Linked DNA regions of Mus musculus: regions 1 and 3 are each linked to region 2. Evidence: chromatin loops called from intact Hi-C (ENCODE). Cell type or tissue: left cerebral cortex. All regions are shown on one strand.

Evidence for each region. Peaks named below come from ENCODE experiments on the same cell type or tissue, not always from the same donor. Only the 100,000 strongest peaks of a DNase experiment are listed, where the experiment ranks them.
Region 1: it touches region 2 in a loop (2.7-fold over the local background); 2 of 42 quality-filtered maps call a loop at or near these places.
Region 3: a loop joins it to region 2, with 2.7 times the contacts of the local background. A loop is called at or near these places in 6 of 42 quality-filtered maps.

What each region holds. Positions count from the first base shown.
Region 1 is chr14:61,804,362-61,812,361 of GRCm38, reverse strand. No RefSeq gene overlaps it. Among named protein-coding and RNA genes, the nearest start is that of Gm35247, 9.5 kb to the left of the region's middle. In left cerebral cortex, a CTCF peak has its summit at 3,803; DNase peaks (open chromatin) are centred at 1,272, 2,466 and 3,982.
Region 2 is chr14:61,677,255-61,685,254 of GRCm38, reverse strand. Dleu2 (deleted in lymphocytic leukemia, 2) reads left to right here and starts at 2,882. Exons shown (of 7, transcript NR_028264.1): 1 at 2,882-3,145. In left cerebral cortex, CTCF peaks have their summits at 3,108 and 4,142; DNase peaks (open chromatin) are centred at 3,772, 4,200, 4,656, 4,929 and 4 more places; H3K4me3 peaks cover 4,026 bases; H3K27ac peaks cover 4,403 bases.
Region 3 is chr14:62,169,835-62,177,834 of GRCm38, reverse strand. It overlaps Gm35419 (a long non-coding RNA gene), which reads left to right and starts at 6,822. Exons shown (of 3, transcript XR_383483.2): 1 at 6,822-6,931. In left cerebral cortex, a CTCF peak has its summit at 3,866; DNase peaks (open chromatin) are centred at 28, 2,263, 3,806 and 6,294; H3K27ac peaks cover 276 bases.

The sequences.
Region 1 (8,000 bases), 130 kb before region 2:
GAGAATTTATAAAGAAAAGGAAGAACAGGCCAGTACCAGCCACTCAGCACACACACAAACTCACGAGCGCACCCCAAAGTTATGATGGTAGTATGTGAGAGTCTTTAGTGCTAGAAGACAGTGTCGTCTCTTCCTCACCCCACTCCCACCTCAGGCCTCAAGTCAGACTCTGAGGCTGTGTCAAAACACCTGTGACCTACCTTAAACCAAGACAAAAGTCACACACTCATCAGCAGCAGCATCATCATCAACAGCAGCAGCATCCCAGAGACCCACATCTCAATTACCTAGTGTCTGAGTTCCCTTCTCAGTTGAACCTTTCCTCCCAACCCCTAGTCCTCTCTCAGCCTGCAGTGACCCCGTGGATCTCAAGAGCACTGTAGAAGCACAGTATCTGTCCCGGACACACTTCGAGAATGGCTGGAATGTTCCCGGAGGGAACCACGAGGCAGGTGAAGGGTGTCATTGTAACAAATACCTGAAATCATCAACTTAGGGAAAACATAAGCTGATTTGAGGCTCACATATTTAGAGGTTCCAAGACATAACAACTGGCCTCTTTGCCTTTGGGCCCATGGCAAGGAGCCACATCCTGCCAGCGAGCCCATGGTGAAACAAAGCTAGTTCCTGATAGCCAGAAACTAACAGAGAAAAGAAAAGGGATTTCGGTCTCATAACCCTTTCCTAGGACTTAAAAATCTCATGGTAGACCTCATCTTACGACATTTTCAGCATCTCCTAAGGGCTCCTAAGGGCACCACAGTGGAGATCCAGTCTTCACCAAGCCAGTCTGCAGCTCAAGCCACAGCAGGTGGGAGACAGCCATTGGTAACGGATTTCCAGTCTGCCACTGCCTGTGCCCAGAAACCTCCTTGCACTCAGCATGTGACCAAACCTCATCTCTACTCCCCATTAAATAAATGAGAATTTTGACCATTTAACAAAGGACAAACTATAGGCTGGGGACACTGTTAGGAAGCTGACATGGCTCATTTCAAACATTGCTTACAAGCCAAAGGTTAGCCTAGACGCAAGGAGCTGCGGAGAGTGGTGGTGTTGAAAAGTGTGTTTGATTCAGTGCTGCTTTGGATGTTCAGAACTCTGAGAGCGCTAACTGGGGAACCCAGCATCCATCAGCCAGCCTGGTCTTGAAGCACTAACTGGGGAAGGATTGGCAGCCAATGTTATTACCTCACTGAGGGAAAAAAAAAATCCCTCAGAAAGGCAGTGAAAACTGAGGCAGGCAGAAGGTCTTCGCAAAAGTGTGGGCTGCAAACCCATCTGGGACCAGAGAAATGACCAGCTCCAGATGTGCACAAGGACTACTTTCTCCTGGAAAAGAAACATCCAAGCATATCAATTCTCCTCCGCTACGCACGCAGCTCCCCTCTCCCTTAAAAGCAACAAATCCACCAAGCATTTTCTGCTAAACTGGAAGGCAGAAGTAGGAGCTGCCAGCCCGATAAATGTTTAGGCTTGAATATGGGCTCTACAGAAAATCTTCTTGCTCTTTTCCTCTAGGGGGGACCTTATCTAGGCTTTAAAAGAATTCCATTTGATTAAACTATGGTTGAAGCAAGATAGATCTACAGCAGGCAGCATAGTTTTCTATCAACACAGAATCAGCAATGAAAGAGTGTCTGGGCACGTTGTAAATCCATTAGAATAAGCTAACGGCTCTGCTAACATGCTCAAAATAATACGTGCTTGTCATAAATGTAATTAAATAATTCAGTGGAAAATTAAATGTTGAAACAATTACCCATATGGCTTAGAGCATTATGAAAATATTATGGAAAAGAAAAATGGAAGCTATATTCCTAGTACATGGGGGTTTTCGGTCCTTGGCTTTTATTCTCGTTCCTGCCTAATGAAAGGAAAGATAAAACAGTACTTATGAAGGGCCTTGTGTGTGAGAGTAAATGTTTTCACATATATCATTCCATTTGATTATCGTAACAACTTCGTGAGTTCATTTTACCAATAAGGTAACGTTGGCTAAAGCTTGGAGACGTTGTTAGTCACTGAGCCGTCTTTCCAGTCAAGACCTGTCCAGATCCACTGCACCATGCGTTTTCAGCTCTCTCTCAGCTTCTCACCTGCATCCAGCATCCCCCACTGCTCCTCTGTAGAAGACTGCAATCTTACATCCTTGGAAGCTGCCCTCCCCCCGCATCCTGTCCTACAGCAGCCAGTGAGTATTGATCCTCCTTCCTGGCCACAAGACTTTGACCTCTATTTAGTATTTAATTCATAAGCGTAAAGAATCAGTGATGTAAAAATTAATAGTTAGAGATAACAGGAGGCAGGCAATCCAGTTGGGGGCTCATGTTCTCTCTCATGCTAGCTTGCTCCTGCTCTCCCCTCCCCGTACCACCCACCCCCCTGCCACCAAAACCTGACTATTAATATAAGTCCCTAGTGGTGAGGAGGTACTGGGAAGGCTGCCAACTGTAAGTGGGAGTGGGTGTGGGAAAATGCAAAAGGAAGAAGGAAAGCTGCTTTAAAAAAAAGAAAAGCCACTGGCCATCTGTAGCAAATTATAAATAAATCCCCTGGCTACAAATATAATTTCTGTAGTCCAGGGCCCCTTAGGGAAGAACACCTCGGACACAATATAGAAACTATAAAGTAGGACCCTAGAATGCCCAGGCAGGGCACCCAAAGATTCTGGAGGCTGATGCTGCAGAGACTGGCGACCTGGTACCAACAGAGATACCGTCACTTCAGGCCCAGTCTTCCAACTCTTCTGCCCAGTTTCAGCCCAGAAAACAGTGGGCATCCTGTCAATCCAAACTGTAGAGGTTTCTGGGAATGTCAAAGTTTTCCTTAACCCGAAGGCACAGTCATCAAGGAGTACAGACTTACACGTGAAGGGACTTTCCGCACTGACTAAGAGAGACCTGCTTGTGCAGGACAGTACTGCTGACATCTCCAGATGTGGCTTTCTGCACAGCAGAAACCGAGACCTCCATGGCGTGGCTCAGAAGCACCTTTCTCACAAACTCTTTCCTCTGGTACCCTGATTCTACCTGAAATTCTCCCATCCCTCCTCCCTTTAGAGTAAGATCCTCAGAGAGTACTATATATCAACTTGGCTCAAGCTAAAGACATCAGAAGGGGGGACCTCAACTAAGAAAAATACCTCCTCTGTAGGCAACCCTGTAGGACATTTTTTTAATTACTGATTGATTTGGGAGGGCCCAGCCCATTATGGGTGGGGCCAACCCTGGGCAGGAGGTCTGGGATTTTATAAGAAAGCAGACTGAGAAAGCCATGGGGAGCAAGCCAGCAAGCAACACTACTCCATGGCTTCTGTGTCAGCTCCTGCTTCCAGGTTCCTGCCCTGTCTGACTTCCTGCCCTAATTCTTTGATGATGAACTGTGATATGAGAGTGTAAGCCAAATAAACCCTTCCCTCCCCTTTAGTCATGGTGTTTCACCGCAGCGATAGTAATCCTAAGACAGGCACCATCTTAGGGAATTGACAGAAATCAGGTGAGGCCCAGCACAAGAGCAGAGGCTATTCAGTTCAGCTCTCGTCACCAAACACTGCCGTGTGGACCCCGTCCCAGAGCAGCCAGGAGCGTAGGTAATGAAATGAAGGACGCATCACTCCTTCCTCCTTTCAGGTGTGCAGCTGCATCTGGCAGAGAGGGCTATGGAGAGAGTTCCACCCACTGCAGATTTAAAAGGGAGGGACTTCAGCCAGAACACTTCCTTCCATTCACAGCCTTCCTCAGATGCGAGGACTTCCCTGCCAGGTGCCCCCGGTACCCCGGCAGGCCGCTAGGACTGCAGAGCTGTCGGGAAATTAACTGTGACATCTCAGATGAAGTTTGCAGAGCATGTTTCTATATCCAGCACAACACGGGATTTGTTTTGACATTTCAACAACTTCCCGGTAATGCTCTTGTTAAGTAAAGTGAGACTGGTGTATTTTCTACTTCTGCCTGCTTCCCACTAGTTTTTGACACACACAGAAAGATACTCCCACACTTTCACTTGCCTCAGAGACTAAGACACCGTCGTACACAGATGCAGTCCAACTTGCCGCAGCCTCTTACATACAAGTCTTTCCTGGCATCTTCACCCCACTTTGTCTCTTATATTACAACTTGTGTTACTGAGATAAAACACCATGGCCAAGGCAATGTATAGAATGAAGGGCTTATTGGGTTTACAGTCCAGAAGAACAGAAGTCTGTCACCATGGCAGGTGTGGCAACTGGATCTGGAAGCTGAGGACTTACATCTTGAAACACAAGCAGGAAGCAAAGAGCAGACTGAAATGGTGCAGGGTTTTTAAAAGCTCAAAGCCCACCCCCCAGTGACACACCTCCTCCAGCAAGACCACACCTCCTAAACCTGCCTGAACAGTGCCACCAGCTGAGGACTAAGTATTCAAATACCTGTGACAATACGGGACTTCTCATCCAATCCACCACAAAATTCATTTTAAGCCGGGCGTGGTGGTGCACGCCTTTAACCCCAGCACTTGGGAGGCAGAGGCAGGTGGATTTCTAAGTTCGAGGCCAGCCTGGTGAGTTTCAGGACAGCCAGGGCTACACAGAGAAACCCTGACTTGAAAAAAAAATCAATGTAAAGCCATGCATTATAAAAGTCATGAAATAAATGATGACGGGGGTGTAGTGTGATAGACGATACTTCTCCATGTGTAAAGCAGGCCATTGTAACATGGGGAGGGGGGGGGGAGAGCATGTTGGGAAGGAAGTCAGGTCATCTTGTAACCAGTCCCTCTGGCTTGAGTGGATAGAATGTCATGCAAGACACTCATTCCCTGAGGGACAGTGGCTTATGTCTGTCCGGGGAGGGGAGCTCTTTAAGAACTATTTCAGAAGCCCACTTCTAAATCTGGAAGACAAATTAAAGGGAATCTTTCCATCTTTCTGCTTCCTCCTTTCACGAATCTTTCTAATCCAAAGTATGTGTCTAGAAGGAGCAGCAGAGGCAAGGGTCTGGGTGCATCTGACAAGGAAATAGGGAAGAGAAGCTAAGCAGATGTCAGGTGCACCCTGAAACACTGAACCACAGATTGGAAAGGTACCATCCTTGAAACCTATGCTTGTCTCCTCTCATCCTCTTTGTAGTTGTAACTCTTGGTTCAGGTGGAGTGTAGATGGGCCATGCATGTGAAGGAGATAGCTTATTAACGACAGGACTTGGGAAGGTTGACCCACTCCAGGCATTGGTCATAGGAGTCACCGAACACCCAGGGTGGGGCCTGGCCAGCAGAGTGGAGTCCAGCCCACCACAGTTGAAGGTCAGAACATCATGGCCCTGACCCCTCATGTGCCCCTCCCACATGGGAGCTGGGTCCTCTTCCATTAATCACTAAGAAAATGTCTGTTTACAGCCCCATCTTCTCAGACTATTTTCTCAATTCTCTTTTCAGATGACTCTAGCTGTGTCAAGTTGACCTAGGACTAGCCAGCCCAGCTTCCTTTAGGAATGATGAACTCACATGTGAACTCAGACTGTGGCAGCCTGCACAGGTATAAGCCAGATGGGGTCCCAGTGCTAAATGGGGGACCAAGGAACTATCTGCAACTGACGTTCACTTGCAAAGGAAAAAATTAATTTTCTCCAATAGAGTCTCACTGGGCATATTAATCGCACATTAGGGTAGGCTGCATGCCCAGCAGTAGATAGTCAACACAAAATGAACTCAATGTATTTTTGTAGACTTTTTCATCTTATGTTCTGTTTGTCTTATTAGTCTTTTGCTAATATAAAATGGTTTCTGATTGTGTGTGTGTGTGTGTGTGTGTGTGTGTGTGTGTGTGTGTGTGTGTGTGTGTGTAAGATAGACAGAGAGAGAAAGAGAATGAGGAGAAAAAGAAAGAGAGAAACTTCTTAAAGATTTGCTTGCTTTCTTGCTTGCTTGCTTGCTTGCTTGCTTGCTTGCTTGCTTGCTTGCTTGCTTGCTTGCTTGCTTGCTTGCTTGCTTGCTTTCTTGTTTTTAAAGAGAGAGAGAGACAGATAAGGTGGGCAGGGCCATCTAGGAGAAGTTGGAGGAGGAGAAATCATCAGAATACAGTGTATAAAACGAAAGTATGTTTGGCCTCCATCTCTCTGTCATCTACATGTTACTTTATTTCAACGCTGTGGCATCCCAAAAAACCAAGAGCTTGACTGTTATCTTCAGTGGAACAGTGTTTTCTCCACTCCATCCCTGGCTCCGCCCCTTTGAAGCAGCTGTCCATCACTCCACAGCCTTCCATCCCTGGTTCCGCCCCTTTGGAGCAGCTGTCCATCACTCCACAGCTTTCCATCCCAGGCTCCACTACTTTGGAGCAGCTGTCCATCACTCCAGTCTTCCATCCCTGGCTCCACTCCTTTGGAGCAGCTGTCCATCACTCCACAGCCTTCCTTGCCTTTGTTTCCTTTTGTTTTATTGCATTTATTTTCATCCACAAAATGTTTGTTGTGAAGGTACATCAAGTTTGTGCCCTTTCGGAGTTTCCTTTCAGCCTAACTTCACAGTGACATGACTCACTTGCCCATACTACTGCACTTGAAAAAGAAGAAAACAACAAAACTCACCATGACTTTGTGTTTCTTTTGGTTTGGGTTTCTTGCTTTTTATAGCACATCATTTTTTTCCTCATGAAATAAAGCCAGTTCACAAGTGATCTGTTTGTAATTCAACAGATGCAATGAGGGAAATAACCAGAACAGAGTTCACTCTCAATATGACACAGCAGGCACAGACTGTTAAGTTATATACAGTAATGGGTGCATTCTGTGGTGTGTGACTTCTATCTCAATAAAGCCATTTTTAAATGACAGGATGAGACTCGAGAGAAGAAACTTACAGTAGACAGGAGGAGCGGTCCTGCATATTGTATGGAATTAGAGGAGAATCTGACAGGTCAGTGAATAGCTAAAGTGTGTTTGATCTGTTGATATGCGTACGCTTCCAGCACCCTAGCAACTCGCACCAACAATGTAGTATATGCTCTGTTTGCATCTTCATTGTTAATGTTTCGTTTAAATGTTTTAAGTATTACCACACTAGAGGCTATGGAGACGGTTCAGTCAATACAGTATTCCAGGGCAATAAAGCCTTGCAGTTATGAGAGTGAGAGTTCAGACCCATAGCATACACATAAAGACTAGGCACAGCAGTGCACATCTATAACTCAAAGGCTATGGGGTTGAAGACAGGGCAATCCCCAGAGCCTATAAGCAGCCAGTCTACTGAAACTGGGTAAGCTCCTTGTTTCAAAACTAAAGAAATATGGGATCTGAGTCCTCTCTCTCTTTCTCTCTCTCTCTCTCTCTGGGTGTGTGTGTGGGGGGGTAAGGTGCTTGCTACATAAATATGAAGACCAAAGTATGAATCTGTGTCACACCGCCACACATCTGTAGTCCCAGCACAGTGGGTATATGGGTCTGATGGTCAGCTAGTCTGGCACAAGTGAAAAACTCCAGGTTCAATGAAAGACCCTCTCTCAAAAAGTAAGCCAGAAAGAAGCAGAGGAAGACACATATGTTGATATCTAGATACACACACACATGCACACACACACACACACACACACACACACACACACACACATGTGGAAAGTAACTGAGAAAGACACCCTACACCTATCTCTGGTCTCCACCTGCCCGTGTACCATGCACATGCACACAAAGACTGAAACACCCACACACAAACACATGGTGCAACACATAATACACAAAAGAGTTACCATATTAAAACTCCAGCACACTATCAATATTGCATAAATAAGTTATATGTGTAATCCCAGAACACAAAGGAAAAAACTTACCTGAATTTTTCTCCAGTTTTTGCTGGAAAGCATACACTAGATCAGTCTACAGAATTAGGCGAAGTCTAAGGAAATTCTATATCCTGTCCAATTAATTAAGGGGTTACAAGCAATGACAGTAAATTAATTTTTCTTGCTTCAACCAAACACAAGCATCTCAAAGGTCTTGGGTAAAGAGCTGACCAGTGACTCTGTGGAC
Region 2 (8,000 bases):
CTTAGTCAGGTGTGGGTGAGCAGGGCGAGCACTCCAGCAAACGGTTTCCACTTTCAACTCCCCGAGACCCTGCAGGTCTTTCTCACACTTGCCCAGACCTACAGATACTGCTGCAACAAAGGTGTTACTAAACAGAATAAAGTGTGTGGTAAAGAAAGTATGGGGGTGGGGTGAGGGTGGAAGCTGTTTCAAGTCAGTGTTGTTTCTCTGTGGGGGAAGAAGGGGAAGCGAGGACACGTTTTAGCTGACTAGATTGACACCAGCTGCCATTCCTGAGCGCCCCAGTTGTGTTTGGTTACCTTCACCTCGTAAGATGCCTTCCCTGAACTGCTAAAGTCGGCCCACCCGTCTCTTTGAAACCTGCCGGAGGCCGCCTTTGTCACTGCAATGACTCCTATGAGGGAAGAGGGATACCACTAGTTTCGTGAAGTCTTTTAAATTGTATAGAACTTTGGTTATTTGCGTGTGGGCGGGATGCTTATCCAGTTTCAGCCGGGCAAGAATTCCGTGGGCCTCGAGTCCCAAGAGGCCTTTGCGCACCCTCGCCTGCGTTCCTGCCTGAGACCCTGCTAAGACATCTGCCACTAGAAGCCAAACTCGTTCGTGTCACACTCCTTTACTTCTGCAGGGTCTCAGTCTTCAACTTCGAGACCCAGACCAAACTCTCCATGCAAGATTGATGTACTATCCATATGCACTTTTCCGGAGATGGGAGTTTGGGGGGAGGGGGACCCTTCGCAACCTAGGACAGATCCTGGCAACTCCTGGGCTTCCTTCGGGAACAGCTCCCCCCACCCCCACCCCCATCTCGGCCAATGTTTGCGACCCTACACTTAGGTCTGCCACCGCTGCCCTTAGGGAAGTGGCTGTGACTGATGCGCCTGAAGTGGTTTCGTTTTGATTCCCTTCCCTCCTCTCCGCGGCTAGGAAGACCGTGAAAGAACAAAGTGGGGGCGGAAAGCCGGTGTCTTAACAAAATAGCTGTGCCGCTGAGCCTTAGTCGGAGGACGGGGTAAGGCAACCATGACCATGCCTTGACAAACTCTGACCCTTGCAAGAGTGGGAAGGACCAGGAGGCCCTGACTTGTTTACTAAATGCAAAGAAACGTGATTTGTAGCTATTGCTGCAACCAAAGTGTCAAAGAAACGAATTTGCATTCATAAGAGGTTTGTTTTCCAAATGCTGAGTAATGAAGGGTACAAGGACCGGGAGGTGAGTAGCTAGGGCCTTTGGATAAATTGCAGAGGATGGGGAAGATTGAGGTCCCGCCCTAGGCTCTGCACACCGCCAGGTGTGGGCGACCAAAGCCTATCAGGCCTGCAGCTCCAAACTTTAGAAAGGAAGCGAGTGCTGCAAAAGTTCACTTTATATTGTCTCACTTCCTTCTTTTAGCAAGCACACACATAGCAAACTTGGAAGGCACGTTCTAAGCTTTAGAATCTAAAGTTTCTCCTTTAAAAAAAAGAAAGAAAGAAAGAAAAGAAATAGAAATAGAGAGAGCGAAAGCAAGCGGGCCTAAATCTGGAAAGGTTTCTCAACTCTAGGCAAATCTATTTCCTCCCCCATCTGACTCTTGGAAAAGCTCTACCAGGTTTGGACCCACCCTTATACCTAACTTCCAAGCCCCTCACAGTAGGTAGGTGCCCGTGCTGAGGCGTGGTGGTGGTCCGAACTTGGGGCGGGGGAGTGGGATGGGGGGAGTTCTTCTAGACTGTTTACCCCTCTCCAGTTGCTGGGAAAGTCCGATGCGTTTCCTGTTCTCATCCGAGCTCAGCCTGTTTTCCTGAATCAGTGATCTGGTAGCTAACTTATTATGTTCTGATCCTGAAAAGTAAAACTGCGTTCTGAAATCAATTACTTAGGAAAGGGACTAGAAGCTACAGAAGTTAATCACGCTTAGACTAACCACTTAGTTTGCCTTAATTGTAAGGCCTTCCTTTGGTGTTTATCGCACTTTTTGTTTACACTGAGCCCTCCGCCTAGGCTTTAGGCCAGCAGGGCGCTCAGTTTCACTTCGGGGTTTGGAGGGGCCTATCACTTCGTCCTCGGGGTTTAAAGGCAACTTGTAATGGTTTGCCCCAATCACTCCTGTAACCAAAGAGTAAGTCCTCAAGAACCGCGTTCCCTTGTCAAGGAGTCGGATGCGCAAATGCCTGGGGCTTTAAGCAGCTGGGAAAGCGAGAAGGAAGCTAGCGTGAAGCTAGCTGCACCTGCGGATCCAGAGCGTCCGCCCCGCGCTTCCCGCGCCCAGCGCTTTTGCCTGGGAGCTGCTGCGAGCCACCCCCGCACCCCTCACGCCCGTTGGCCGGGGGAGCGAGGCCTAGCAAGCGGACGCCTGCGGGAGCCGCCGCACGTAGGGGGCACAGGGACTTGTCCAGGCCGTGGGCTCCAAAGCGAGGCCCAAACGCGCGCGCTCTCTGCAAGTAGGGCGGTGGCGCTCCCAGAGACGGAGGGAGGTAGAGACGCCCGAGCGAGCGAGCGAACGGCACGCTCGGGGCCACTCCGCGCGCAAGGCTCGGGTCCGGGAGAAATTCCCCCCCCCCACCCCCCGTCGAGTGGTCAGAGTGCGGGTCCCCAGGTCGTGCACACCACCCGGGCCGGCGACCCCAGCCAGGAGCAGGGGAGCGCCGCAGGGCGGAGGCCGCTGCCACGGAACCAGGCGGGCGGCGCACAGCCCCGGGGAGCTGGTTTTCCCGAGAGGGCACGTGACGGGGTTGGCAGCGCTCGGGCCCGGGCGGGGGGAGGGGGAAGTGGCGAGCAGGAGGCCCGGGGGCGGGCGGCTGGCGCGCTGTGTACTTAGGTCGTGTGCTGGGGCTTTTCTCTCCTGGGAGCGGGCCGAGGGGCGGGGGAGGGGCCACCGCTCCGCCTTCTTCTTTTCGCAATGTTGACGCAATCTATAAATAGTGGAACAAAAGGACCAACTTCCTCGGAGCTTTGCTGAAACTGCACAAAAAATCGAGCTGGGGGGTTCCCTGGTCCCCGATGTTGGGGCGGAGAGCGCGGCGCCGAGGGAGGGGGCGGCGCAGACCGGCCTAGGGGACACCTGGTCGAGCGCAGCCGCCGCTCCGCTCGAGCCCTGCGCTCCAGTGCCCCCACTGGCTGGAGAGCTCGCCCAGACCGGGGGTCTTCCTCCGTCGCTGACAGGTCAGTGCGCACCGCCCCTTTCGACTCTAGGCTGCTTTTCTCCCTCCTCCAGCCTCCACTTTTAGAAGGGAACCGGGGCGGGGGCGGGGGGCGGTAAGGAAATAGAACGAGGAGCAGCAGCGACAGAAGGAAAAAAAAAAAAAAAAAGCAAAGCTGTAACCCCGGCGTGCACGGAGCGAAGAGAGTGAGGGGCTCCAGGAGGAGATCTGCGCGTGGCCCCCACGGGAGACGGAGCTGGCAGAGCAGGCGGGCCGCAGGGTGAGAGGAGGGGGCTCCCCGGAGGCCGTGCGCGTCTCTCGGTCCCCTTTGAACGCAGACCTGCAGAGTCCGCCTGGTCCACGGTGGGAGGAATGAGTGGAGAATTGTCGCCGCCGCCACTGCACCCCCGAGGCCCACGCACCCTGAGCGCCTAAATTTGGGGACAGGGTGGGAGGGGGGCACCCTGCGCTCAGGGAGCAAGGACCTGAACTCAGGAGCCCGCTGCTTCGCCGTTGGGGAGGGCGGAGCTGGCGCTGTTGACAGCGGTGAGGGAGCAGGGAGGGCGAAAGTTGGGGAGAGGAGGCGGGAGAGGTGGGAGTCTAGTTGAAAAGGGGGGGGAGGGAGCGCGCGCGCGGGATTCTGAGGGGCGTGGATCACGTGATGGGCAACCACCCCCGCTACAGGCTGGCGGTAGGGTGACGTCACCACCCTGCCTGCAGGGGGTGGCACTTCCGTTTTCTCCCCCCCCCCACCCCCCCCAGGGCTGCTGCTCCCAAGCTTCTGCACCCTCCTGAGGGTGGGCAATAGTCTGAGGTCATCAGGTGCTTTGGCAACAACCGGGAGTTAGGCAATGAGGGCTAGGTCTGAAGCTCAAGCCGGGCCGCCCCTCGACGCGCCCCATTGTGTGAGCAGTGGGCGAGGGCGGTGCCGGGTGCCGGGCCCCCCGCGGCTCCCAGCTCCAAAAGGGCGGGGAGGACTCTGTTCCGTCAAGGCGGAGTCTGGCCACTAGCTGGTTCCTGAGTCCAGACTTCGAGATCCCAGCGACTAGGGTCTTACTCGCCTGACTAGCCCTCTGGGCGCCTGGTGGTTAGGAGCCAGTTCTATGGCTCTGGTCCGTGGCCCAGCTTGATGGGTGTGTGGTCAATCTGTCACCACTGGAGCGACTCAATTCCAGCAGTCCTTAAGAGCTATTTTGAGTAAACTCTGGGTTTTGGTGACTCAGCTCGGTGAGCGGCGCTATTTATAGGTAGATGAGTTAAGAGCGGGGAAATACGCTTCGATAGGATCGGTCCGCCCTATTATAGCAAAGATCTCTACTAAGAAGCAACAATTTAAAGTCTTAGGAAAGAAAAATACTTGGTTCTTAGAATCTGTGTTGTAAGGAGAAGACTTAGAACAGTGAAAGTGGAACATTTCCCGGAGTAAATGGAGAATTTGGGGACTGTCATGACCATTAACTGGCTTTTCGGTGTAGGTTACTGACTCTCCTAGACACCTGCAACATAGAATGCCCATATTAGAATGATAAAAGGGGAAACTAAATGCTGGCAAAGTCCCTGCACTATATTCTGTAACAGGAAGGGATGTGTGATATTTATCTAGTGTCAAAAGTCTGGTCTGGTGGGAATTTTATGTTTATCACCCAATTTCTTCCAAGAAAGTACAACAAAAACGTGTGCTTTTCTTCCCTAGTGTGTAAATGTGCCACTAGTACGTTATTGCTTGTTGGGGTGTTATGATTTTAATTTTCACATTCCCACATTCCTTCAGCCTCCACTTTAGAAATCCAAGAGGCATATGCTATGAGAAAGATTGTGAGGTTGTCTGTCGGGTGGGAAGAGTTGAGTGAGCTCTCCTAGCCGCTGTAGCTTTCCATAGGTAGTGTCACCTGGGGTGTCTCTTGAAAGAAAGATGGTGACTTCCTGAGTGGTTAGGTCAGCTAAGAATAAAAGTGTCCAAAAGACTACAGAGTACACACACTGGGGCCTGCAAGATAGATGTGCGTACTGGTACGGGTGCTGGGTGGGAGTTGAAAAGGGGTAAGAGGGAAGCTGGACAGATGGTCAGGGCCTTCATGATTCAGAATAACCATGCTGAGGAATTTGTATTTGTACCTGAATGGGCATTTTTATTTTTTTAGCCTTTTAGGATGAACAGATATGCTTTGAGGGGAAAAAAAAAGCAATGGGTGGTGGTTGGTTTTTTTTTTCCTCCTACAAGTAAACAGAAAATGTAGCACAGGATTTCAAAGGGTTTCTCTGCTTTGTGATGCCTCAGCTCAAAACCTGCAAGAAGGGAAAACCTCCAGAAGATGTCTGATAGATGTGACAATTGGTCACATAGGCCTTGTGAGGATCTGGGAGGCTTAGAGATGGGATGTAAAAGGATTGTGAGCTAAGATAGAACCTGCTAGAACCACCTGCCATGTACCCAAGAGAAGTCATTAGCTGTTTGAGGTCAAGGGATGCACAGTCTTGTCTTTGGGTGAGTAAGAAGGTGTGGACCTCGGGGTAAACACATTTTTTACACTATGGGGGAACCTTTCCCAGGGAGGTTGGTGTAAAGTCTGGATCTCTGAAGTCACTAAAATATAAGTGGTAGCTAAAGCCATGGGGGAGGCTAAGAGGACCGGGAGGCTGTCTAGTTAGCCAGAACTCCAAGGAACACTCACACTTAGTGCAAGTCTAGAGCAGGAGGAGGCTTTAAAGGACAAGGCTAAGTAAAGAAATAGTGTCCTTAGTGTATGGCTGTAGTCCTCCATGGCTCTAATCCTTGGTGCATGGCTATAGTTCTGTAGGCCATCCGTCCTGCTACCTGAAAATAAAGAGAAACCTGCTGCTTCCTTCATAAGACCAAAAAGAGCCAGGCATGATGCTTAGTGCCTGTAATCCACTCGGGAGGCTGAGGCAAGAGGACTACTGTGATCTCAAGACCAGCATGCAATACAGACTATGACTGTCTCAAAAACAATGGGACTGGAAAGACTTCCACTCTTAGTGGAAAAGAAAGCATAAGAGTTGCATGTACTTTTCCCATTTTCACAGTAAATGCTAAGTCAACAGTTACCAGGTAAATGATTGGCTTAATATATCTAGAGAACTAAAAATAACACTCATATCAAGGTAAATAAAATGTTCTTTATAACCTGGTATCTTTTACAGTTTGCCTTAAGCTTCTATTATTTATGTATCTTTGATGTTAGATTAAATATGCTTCTCTTTTAGAGATAAAAATAGTGGCTGGGCTATTTTAATAATTAATATTCTCCTAAAGGCAACTCAGAATACTTTTCTAGTTGCATAATTATATTTACGAGTCAAAAGCCCTATACATTCATGCTACACACATTTTAAAATAAGTACATTGCAGGGTGGAGAGATGGCTCAGCTGTTAAGAGCACGTATAGATCTTCCGAAAGACTGGAGTTTGCCTCTCAGCACCCATGCTGGGAAAATTGCCTGTGACTCTGATTCCAGGGACACCTGGTACCTCTGGCCACTGTGGCACCTGCACGCACATATGTGCACACTCGAATCACACACACACACAAATACAAATAATTAAAACTAACAAAAATCTTTAAAAAATAAAAACACCCATATAGTGAGAAAACATGAGTCTTTTGTAGATCACTTGATGATTTTTTTTTGAAGTAGCTTCTTAAAAAATACTTTTTAAAGTTTCTTATACAGCAGTGATTTTTTTTTAATGGACACAGCATTAGCATTACATTAACATACTTTGTTATCAGGCCCCAAACCTTCTGACTTCTCTGTGATGTCACAGCTGCCATGGAGGCAGCCCAGAGGAACTGAAGTAAACACTTTCAGATGACATAATGCAGCCCTGAAGGAGGAACAACCTCAACCAAACTCTACCCTATAGATTTGCACATGCAGTTTTTCCATATGCCGGAATGCTTGCAACCTTGGTGTGATGGCTAGTCTTGGTTGTCAACTTAACTACACCTGGAATTAACTAAAACCCAAATGGCTGGGAACACCTGTGAGGGATTTTTTTTTCTTAATTAAATCATTTGAGGTGAGAAGACCCACTTCTAATCTGGATCTTTGAGATAGAAAGATATACATCTAATCCAGATATTCTGAGGTGAGATCTACCTTTAATCTGGGCCACACCTTCTACTGGCAGCCTATAAAGAGAACCTGAAAAACAGAAGCGTGTTCTTGCTCTCCTAGCAAGTCAGTTCCTTCACTGGCATCAGACCAGCTGAGGCATTTAGTCTTGTGGGCTGAACAGCTACTGGATTTGTGGATCTTCCATTGGTAAACAGCCATTGTTGACCGAGGTGGACCACAGCCTATAAGCCACTCTATATATACACATACCATTCTGAAGTTCTGTTCCTCTAGAGAACATTGACTGATAAGATTTTTTAGTACCAGAAGTGAGTCTAGAGCATCAGAAGTATACAGATGAATTTTTTTTTTTTTTTAAGTATCTGGATTTAGGCTTTCTAATTTGCCGACGAATTACTGCAGCCTCTCCTGGAAACTCCGAGATTACTGAAAGCCTGTGGTGTGAACTATTTTACAAGCTTAAGGGGACAAATGGATTGGATTATCTTGATTCACCAGTTGTGAGAAGCAACAGATATGGTGAGTCTGTACATAAAACTGGACAAATGAGGACGCGGGTTGGTTGTTCCTAGCATCTCTGGATAAATCGACAAAGGAAAGGAATGAGCTCTGTGATTACAAAACAAAACAAAACATCTAGCATTTTGAAATATGTTGGAGGAAAATGAACCCAGTGATTAAATGGTCAGCTCCAGATGCACAGAAGCAGTCTAAAGGTTTATAAGGGTGCCCTGGAAGTGAATCTGCTCTCCAGCAGCCATTACAGCTCCCATTAT
Region 3 (8,000 bases), 490 kb before region 2:
TCCAGCTGATATCAGAAAACAACCTCATTCCACCCTGTCCTTCCCATTGATCATCTCCAGATGTCCTTTGGTCACTGAGGTTGACTAAGCACCAGCTGTACATCTGGTAGGATGCCCGATGATGTCACATGCCCTGAATAGTGTCCAGTGTTGGATCCCTCCCGCCCTGTCACACTAGTGAGTGCCAAGTGAGAGATGAGCATCATCCAGCAGTCAAGATTTCCACCAGGTCTAAGCTACTTTCTTCAAGCCTTGCACAACTCATGGGGTTCTATGGGAGGTCGAATGAGTTCCACTGCTGTGTTTACAATGCATACTACTAACTGCATTTCCATTGTCCACTATATTCATGTCTTGGAAACTCCTGACAAAACGTGGCATTTTAAAAACAATGGTGATCCATCAGCATTGAACAACAAGATTTTAATTTTGCGAAGCACACAGTTTTCAAACCTCTGGGTGCCTGCATAATCTACAGTGGTATTCCAGCTGACCCCAGCTCTGTGCTTTGGGACATTTGCCCGAGTCTCTGTAGAGCATATGCTTTCTCTGTTGCTGAGTTATACACTTACACATGAGGGATGGTGACAGAAAAAATGAAAAGGCTCTCTGTTCTGTAAGCAAACCACTATGTTCTGTAAGAGTAGAAAACTTTGTTACGTTCAGGGAAAGTCCCATAGTTCATAAAACATGGTAATCATACATCTGAACCTGGGTGTTTTGTGCAGCATCAGTTGCCAATGTGTGATAGTACTTTGATCAAAAACTAGCATACACTCTACAATACTCAAATCAGTGAACCTTACTGAATTCTTAGTTCAGAATTAGTAGCATTTTTGAGTTTGAGAGCATAGTAGGTCACTGGGTGATATAAACAGACAACATTGTAGAATCAACTTCCTGGGTCATACAGCTGGCACTAAAGGCACAGGGCTGCCTTCAAGCCCTTCTGTCTCTGAGGCTGCCTTTCACCACCCAGGGCCTTCCAGTGCCACTCCCAGGGATCAGAGAAGTCTGTGATACGAGAACCTCAGAAGTGGGATGGCCTTAGAGAGGCTGTGGTTTTGCTTCCTCATCTCTCAGGTTAGGACAGCAAAATGGCCAAGAGGTAAGTGAAGAGTTCAAGGCTCTTTAGTGCTTTTTTGGTAGTACCAAGTACTACCTATGCCAGTAGAAACCTGTATTGTGATGGTTATCGGATGCTTGTCTTGAAGATTGTGTGACTGAAGAACTGAGTATTCAACTGAAACGTAGCTAGCCAGTAGGGTGGCACTGCTGCTCATCGCATCTGAACATTCTTCCCATCCTATGTTCCGCTTTCTTCTGTTAAGAGGTGGCACATCCAAACCTCCGATATGTCTACTTGCCATAGGGTTGTGTTACATAGCATTAAACACACCAGGAAGTCCAAATAAGAAATGGAAATGCCTCCTGCATCCATGGTTATACAAGTGACATGAGATACATCATGGAAACCAAGTTGTCTGACCTATCTGACACGCTTTGTGAAACCACCATCTCCACAGTCTTTGACACGTCTTTGCATTATTTATCCCCGTGGAGGTGGCATATAGGACAACTTGAGGAAGTCAGTGTTTTCCTTCCACTACGAGGGTTCTAGGGACTGAACTCAGGTTACTGAGTTTGGTAACACGGACCTTTATCCATGGAGACTTCTCCAGGTTTTTAATTTTAAATCTAATTTTCACCTTGCTATCCTGAAATGGATTTGAGTGGCAACAGCAAAAGCCCCTGGCTGCTGAGCCACCTCACTAGCTCTGCTTTCTGTAGTCTCGGTAAGGAGGTTAAAACTGGACTGGATGGCAGCATGCAGCCCTCTGCGTCTTTCTCATTTTAAAAACAATTCCAAACGATCTATAAAATGAAAAGTCACTATTTCTTTCTAAGTCTAACACCTTCATAGTCTACAGAGGTCTGTCGTTGCTGAGGTGTGAGCAGACCTCACTGCTGTGAAACAGGCCAGGCACTGTACTCTCTGCAGGCCCTCGTCACCTCAGAAGCTCACTGAAACGTCTTGACTTGCCTCCTCTGCTCAGTTAGTTTCCACAAATTATTGGGGGGGGGGGAGCCACTGCTGAGTGGAGCTGGGTATGAAGGTGGAGATCTGCCAGCTAGTACACCATCAAGGCTTCCCAGGAAGCTAGCGTGATTCTGAAAGAGCCACTGCTCTCCAGACCACACCACCGACTCCCCACATCAGACAGTCTGCCATGAGGAAGTCAGACGAGACCTTCAGAGAAGCTATTCAAAGGGGAGGGACCGGCTGGCTTCATAGTTTGCTACTGCTCAGTGGCTTCAAAGGCCAACGGTCTCCCTTCACATGATTCGGGAGACAAATGGCCTTTCTTGTCTCTGTAATGTCTGGTCCAGAAGTCTTGTTTTTCATCCTCTGCCTCCTGGGGGTGGGGTGGGGGGGGGAAGGGAGTTTAATTAGACAAAATTATCGTCAGTGAATATCCACTCCCCCCTTTTATTGGCCAAATGACCTCTTCTTAAAATATGTTTGGTGTTCTTTTCTGAACTGAGAATCATCCACCCACAGGGTTATCTGTTCCATATTTTCATCAGAAAGTCAAGGAGGTTTGGCAGTGGAACAGTAAGGTCGGCTCCATTATCTAATTTTGTCTGAGATACTTGGCTTACCAGTGGGGAAGGTGGATGGCTGGGAATCTGTAGGGGAAGCTGTAGCCTTTCTCTCTCTCTTGGGAATCTGTGGTGGGAACGGCAGAGCCTCCAAGGAGCCCCAAGGCTTTCCCTGGGGCCAGAACAGAGAAAGCTGCTGCTCTGGGCCTTTTCTTGGATGCACATAAAAGAGGTCAAAGGAAATTATAACAAAGCTTCTTTAAAAAAAAGCTAGACACTTTGATGTAATGCATTAATTCAAAGGAATGGCAAAAACATACACAAACTGGCGGGGGGGGGGGGAGAAATTCTTGTGAATATTTTTTGATCAAGTCAGGATTACTGATATTAAAGTAAATAGTGACTGGTTTTGGTATTCGGTCTGTATTTTAAATCAGTCAGTGAATACAAATATCTAAAAGCTGGCATGTGACGCTATCCCAACCCTCACAGCAGGAAGCATTAGTTCAGAGCAGTAGGGAAAATGCATATTTGAGTCCTTTAGTGACTTGTGACTGCAGAGAGCCACATCTAGCAATCAGGCAGATAGATAATGTCATCTGGGGTCATTGTGATGCCTTGTAGAATCTTTGGACAAGCTGCTTTGAGATGAGATTACTTTTGTAGAAGTACAATCCCTTTGCACTCGGTTTTGTTGACAAACAGATCAAGCAGCTGACAGAGAAGTGGCAGCGCAATGTGTTTCTTCGAAGCAGATGCTGCACTTTAGCCAAGAAAGAAAGAAAGAAAGAAAGAAAAAATCGATTCATCAGCTTGTACGTGCACATCACGAAGCGCTTAATCAGAAAGTCATGTGGGACTTTCTTTGCCATGATCATGAGACCTGGGGTTCTCAAGGGAAATGTTCCAACACGAGAAAGAAAATACACAGCCCAGAAAGCCCATGTTTTCAATTTGCTGCCGCACGGTTTAAATGATCTAAATAGGCAGCTTAATGTAGGGAGAAGGGGTCATTCAAGGTGAGAAAAATCATGTTTAATACCCCCAGCTCACGTTGGGTTGATTGTACTTTTGAAATGCGAATGACCTCAGCTGACAGCGTTCCTCTTGATAAGAGGATCCCCTGTCTGTTTCTAAATCTGTCATCTGCCAGTGACAATGGAAGCATGTCTCAGCTCCTGGCACCAGGCCCAGCTCCTCTGGGCATCATGCAGAATTCGGGGTTTGTTGGTTACTTTCTCTGTATATTGCCAATGTGCTTGCCTCCTCTAGGTGCCACCCTTTCTGTTTCCCATATGTATGCTGCATCACTACAGAGAAAAACTCGACGGCGAGGGTGTGGACTGCATCTTTCCTGGGGAACCTGCTTCAGTTTTCTCTCTATGTGGGATGGGGGGGGGGGAGGGTAGAGTTCTACAGAAACCACAGTCCTCCGATGGAAAGGGTTGCAAAGTTGAGCACTTACTTGATGCTTGCCAGCACTACAGGCAATAGAAAAGAAGTCTGGTTAAAGGCTTGTTTTGATATTCAGTTTATTTTTAGTTCTATGTTTGGGTATGTTTGGGTATACACAACATACATGTGTGTACAGGTGCTCTTGGAGACTTTGGATCCTGGGAGCTGGAGTCACAGGCTATAGTGAGTTGCTTGATGTGTGTGCTTGAAACTGCCCTTGGGTTCTCTGTAAGAGCAGTGTGTGCTCTTAAGGGCTGAGCCATCTCTCTAGCCCAAACAGTATTTATGCTTTAGAAATGCAGCATGGACTATTTTAGATGAAATTATGTAATGCCTGTAAGAAAGACTGTGGATTTATAGTTGTTGAAAATAGTTGATAGGTACAAAGGGGTCTATTAGATTAGTGTGTTTATTTTTGTGCATAGTTTATAGTCTCTATAATACACAACTTAAAAGATGGCAGGAAAGGGAGCCTTATCCTCAAATACACAAGCCCCAGTGAGGCCAGAGATGCAGCCCTTCAGACAGTAGCCAGCAGGCAGCAGGCAGCACTGCTCAGAGCTCTCTGGTGTTTGACCTCACAGTGTGGTGTCGTGTCCCTTACAGTTCTCTGTCTGTCAGACTGCTGGGATGCACCCTCTCCTTGAATTCTTCTCCCACTGACTGGGAGTCCAGTCAGGATCTGCAGAGTTCCAGCTTCACAAAACTCAAATGCCCCGAGTCACTTCTCCAAGGCCCCTAAGTCATTTTCCAAGGCCCTTAAACACAGATAGTGCATTCTCTCATAAGTCTGACTTGGGCTGTACACATGTTTCAATTTCCACCTAGTTTTATTTTCAGCCAGATCCCTATGGCCAGCAATGGCTGGAGGTCTTTCTCTTGCTGATCCTAAAGTGGCCTTTTTTCTTCCTGTGCCTCTTTCTATCCCTTTAGTTGCCCTGTGCCACGCCCCCCCCGCCCCCGCCCCCGCCCCCGGCATACTCCCCTGTGTCTTGAAAACAGTTCCCTGTTCTGTGTGATCATTTTGACTCTTGGACTCTAATCTCTATTCTGAAGCAAGTTAGGCTGAAGTACGCAGAGACAATAGTTCCAGCCTTTGGTTACCTCATGCCTAACTTAGATGCACAAGGCTCTCTGTCTGCTGTGGAACAGCAGCTGGGATTTCAGGATCAGACAGCAAACATCTCAACCTTCATCCGAGAATTGTACGCTGCACAGTGGTCAGAACTTCTGAGAAATGTTCTTAGTCCCCTTACTCATCTTTCTCCTCTGCTGGGCTGAGACTTCTCTGCAAAGCCACCAGAGGCAGGGTTCCTTGAAGGACAAGGAAGAGTAGCATGCTCACAGCACCATTATTAAAAATTAAGGAACGGAACAAGGGGAGCAAAAAAGGATGTCATGAGAATGAGCTCACATCCCTGGTACTATCTATCATCTCACTTAATACCACTTTTCACTCTTAAACTTGAGAGAAAGCAAAGGCCATATACAAAGGAGGACAGATCTTTGAGTAAAGAAATCCAGATTTCTGCCCAGCCTCGGCAGAGAGCATCCATCAAACGCTGGGTTTACTCTTGTGGTTTTTACTTTTTTTTCAGTGTCAAGAGCCTAGGACAATCCTAGCGTGGGAGTGGATGCTGACCAGACAAGTTAAAGAGATAGGAAATGGACTCCGATTTCAGTAAGAGATCCCACAGGGAAGCAGACCCACCCACCAGGAAAATTTTAGCTGTCAAATATTGTGAGATCTAAAGTAGGGGCACCAGAATCCAGGGCCGAGTGTTACAGAAGTGAAGGTCTGCTCCGCAGGTCCATTGGAGGGCAAGACCAGCCCCCTCTGTGCGGTCAGAACAAAGGCAGACTAGAGAGCCTGTAGTAGTCATGCTGAAAGTGGGAGCCCCTGAAGTTTTAAGTAATTGGGGTCCAGAGTATATTGGTGTTGGCCATTTGCCCACAGTCCTACAAAGAGTTTGTGGCAAGGCTGAGATTCGGGAAAAGCTCCTCCCACTGGGCTCTAACAGCCTCAGTGCTGCTGAGTTGCCCTCAAACATGGCTGCTTCTTTCATCCCCAGACAGGCTTGAGAGTCACTTGCGCTTCTCAGCGGGACTCTTACTTTTTGAGCCCAGGGAAAGAAGCATTCTGCAAACACTTTTCATTCCCCTCACAGCACATGCTGAGCGAAAGGCACTCTGCAAAAGTCCCTTATGGCCAAAACAAAACAAAATGTAGCATTCATTCCAACAAACTTGCAGTCAACCCTAGCCCAGAAGCAAAATCCCACGCAGAGAATATGGTCCCTCGCCGCTCACAAATCCACTCGGGAGGGACTGTGAGCGGGGGCTTGCAGCTGTGTGGAGACCAGTCAACGTTCAGCGTGGCGCTCACTGGAAATTCTACCATAAGACTTGTTTTTAATTCCACTGACACTTTGAATGTTTTCCTTGTGTACCTATTAATGGCAAGAAGGAAAGTTAAAAAACAAATAAAACAAAATAGAAAAAGAAATGTAGTGTGGGAAGAGCAAGAGAGGGAACTGTGGTGGAGGGCCAGTGAACTTGTAGGCTAGGATGTCTCTGTTTTAGGCTCATTCTAGCTTGGCCATACTCTATTAAAAAAAAAAGAAAGAAAGAAAGAAAAAAAAACCACGCTGCATTTAAGAGTTCAATGAACCTTGATTCCTTGTCAGATTAGCAAACTCCTCACCATCGGGCTGTAAAATTTCTCAGGCTTTTGTCTCAGAGTCTCCAGGTTGAGAGAGGCCAGAGAAACTTCAGCCAGACCCAGTCTCAGTCAATTACCTTCTTAATTCTAAGACTATGGATGGAGGCTAGAGGAGCCTGTCTTCCAGCTTAGCTGAACACTCAGCCACAGGTAAGATTTATCCCCTCTTCTCTTCAGCTACGGAAACCCAGAGCCAGGCTCTGAGAGGACATGTGGCTCTTTAGGGCATTTTTTGTCGTTTAAAACAGTTGGACATATACTTCCTGGATCATGTCCCACACAAACAGGAGTAGTTGGTTACCCTGAACCTGGAAATGAAAGCCACCTGTAGCGAATGTCAATACCTCCCCCAAACCTCTGAGTTACTCACATCTAAGCAGCAAAGTGAAAGTCAGTCAGGGAGGAGAAGCTGCCCCGCGGGCTCTGTTAGGATAGCCTCACCTCTGCTTCAGTTACTGCCCAATGGTTGCTGGTCAGAGCAAGGCCAGGAGACGCATGAGTGGTTTGACAGTGACATACACAGTTAGTTATTCATCACCACAGTGATAAGAGTGGATAAAGCAGGACTATGCCAGCTTTCACAGCAGTGGCCACGTGAAGTATTTGTGCTTACATGCCTGGCCTAAGGAAATGCTGAGGTAAGAAAACACACACACACACACACACACACACACACACGATATGATATGCTTCATAAAACAAATTTCAACCTAATTTGAACAATAGAGAATTAATTAAAACATGGGCTATTCTCTCTCTCTCTCTCTGTGTGTGTGTGTGTGTGTTTGTCTTTCTTTCTGTCTTTATTTAGCACTATTTTGGTCTTTGATCATTTGATAAGATCTAGGCATCATTATTCCATGATGAACATCTGAAACTATGACTATACATTGCTGTCAGGAGGCCATCAGACACAAACAAGGCACTCGAGGCTATTATGCGAGGCTATTATGTTAGCACTGACAAAAACATCTACTCAATCCCTCTGGTTACTCCCCCCCCCCCGACTTTTTTATTTGATAGTTTTCTAAGTATTGAAAACATCTTTAGTTTCAAATTTTAGCCATGATGTTAAGAGTAACTCACTTTTGTTCTTCCTCTTTGCTTTCTTTTCTTTTGAGTGTTTGTTTTTTGTTTTTACTTGCCTATGCTGAGGATTGAACCCAGGACCTTCAAATGCTAGGCAATCACTCCCCCATTGAGATTTACCTCCAGCCTG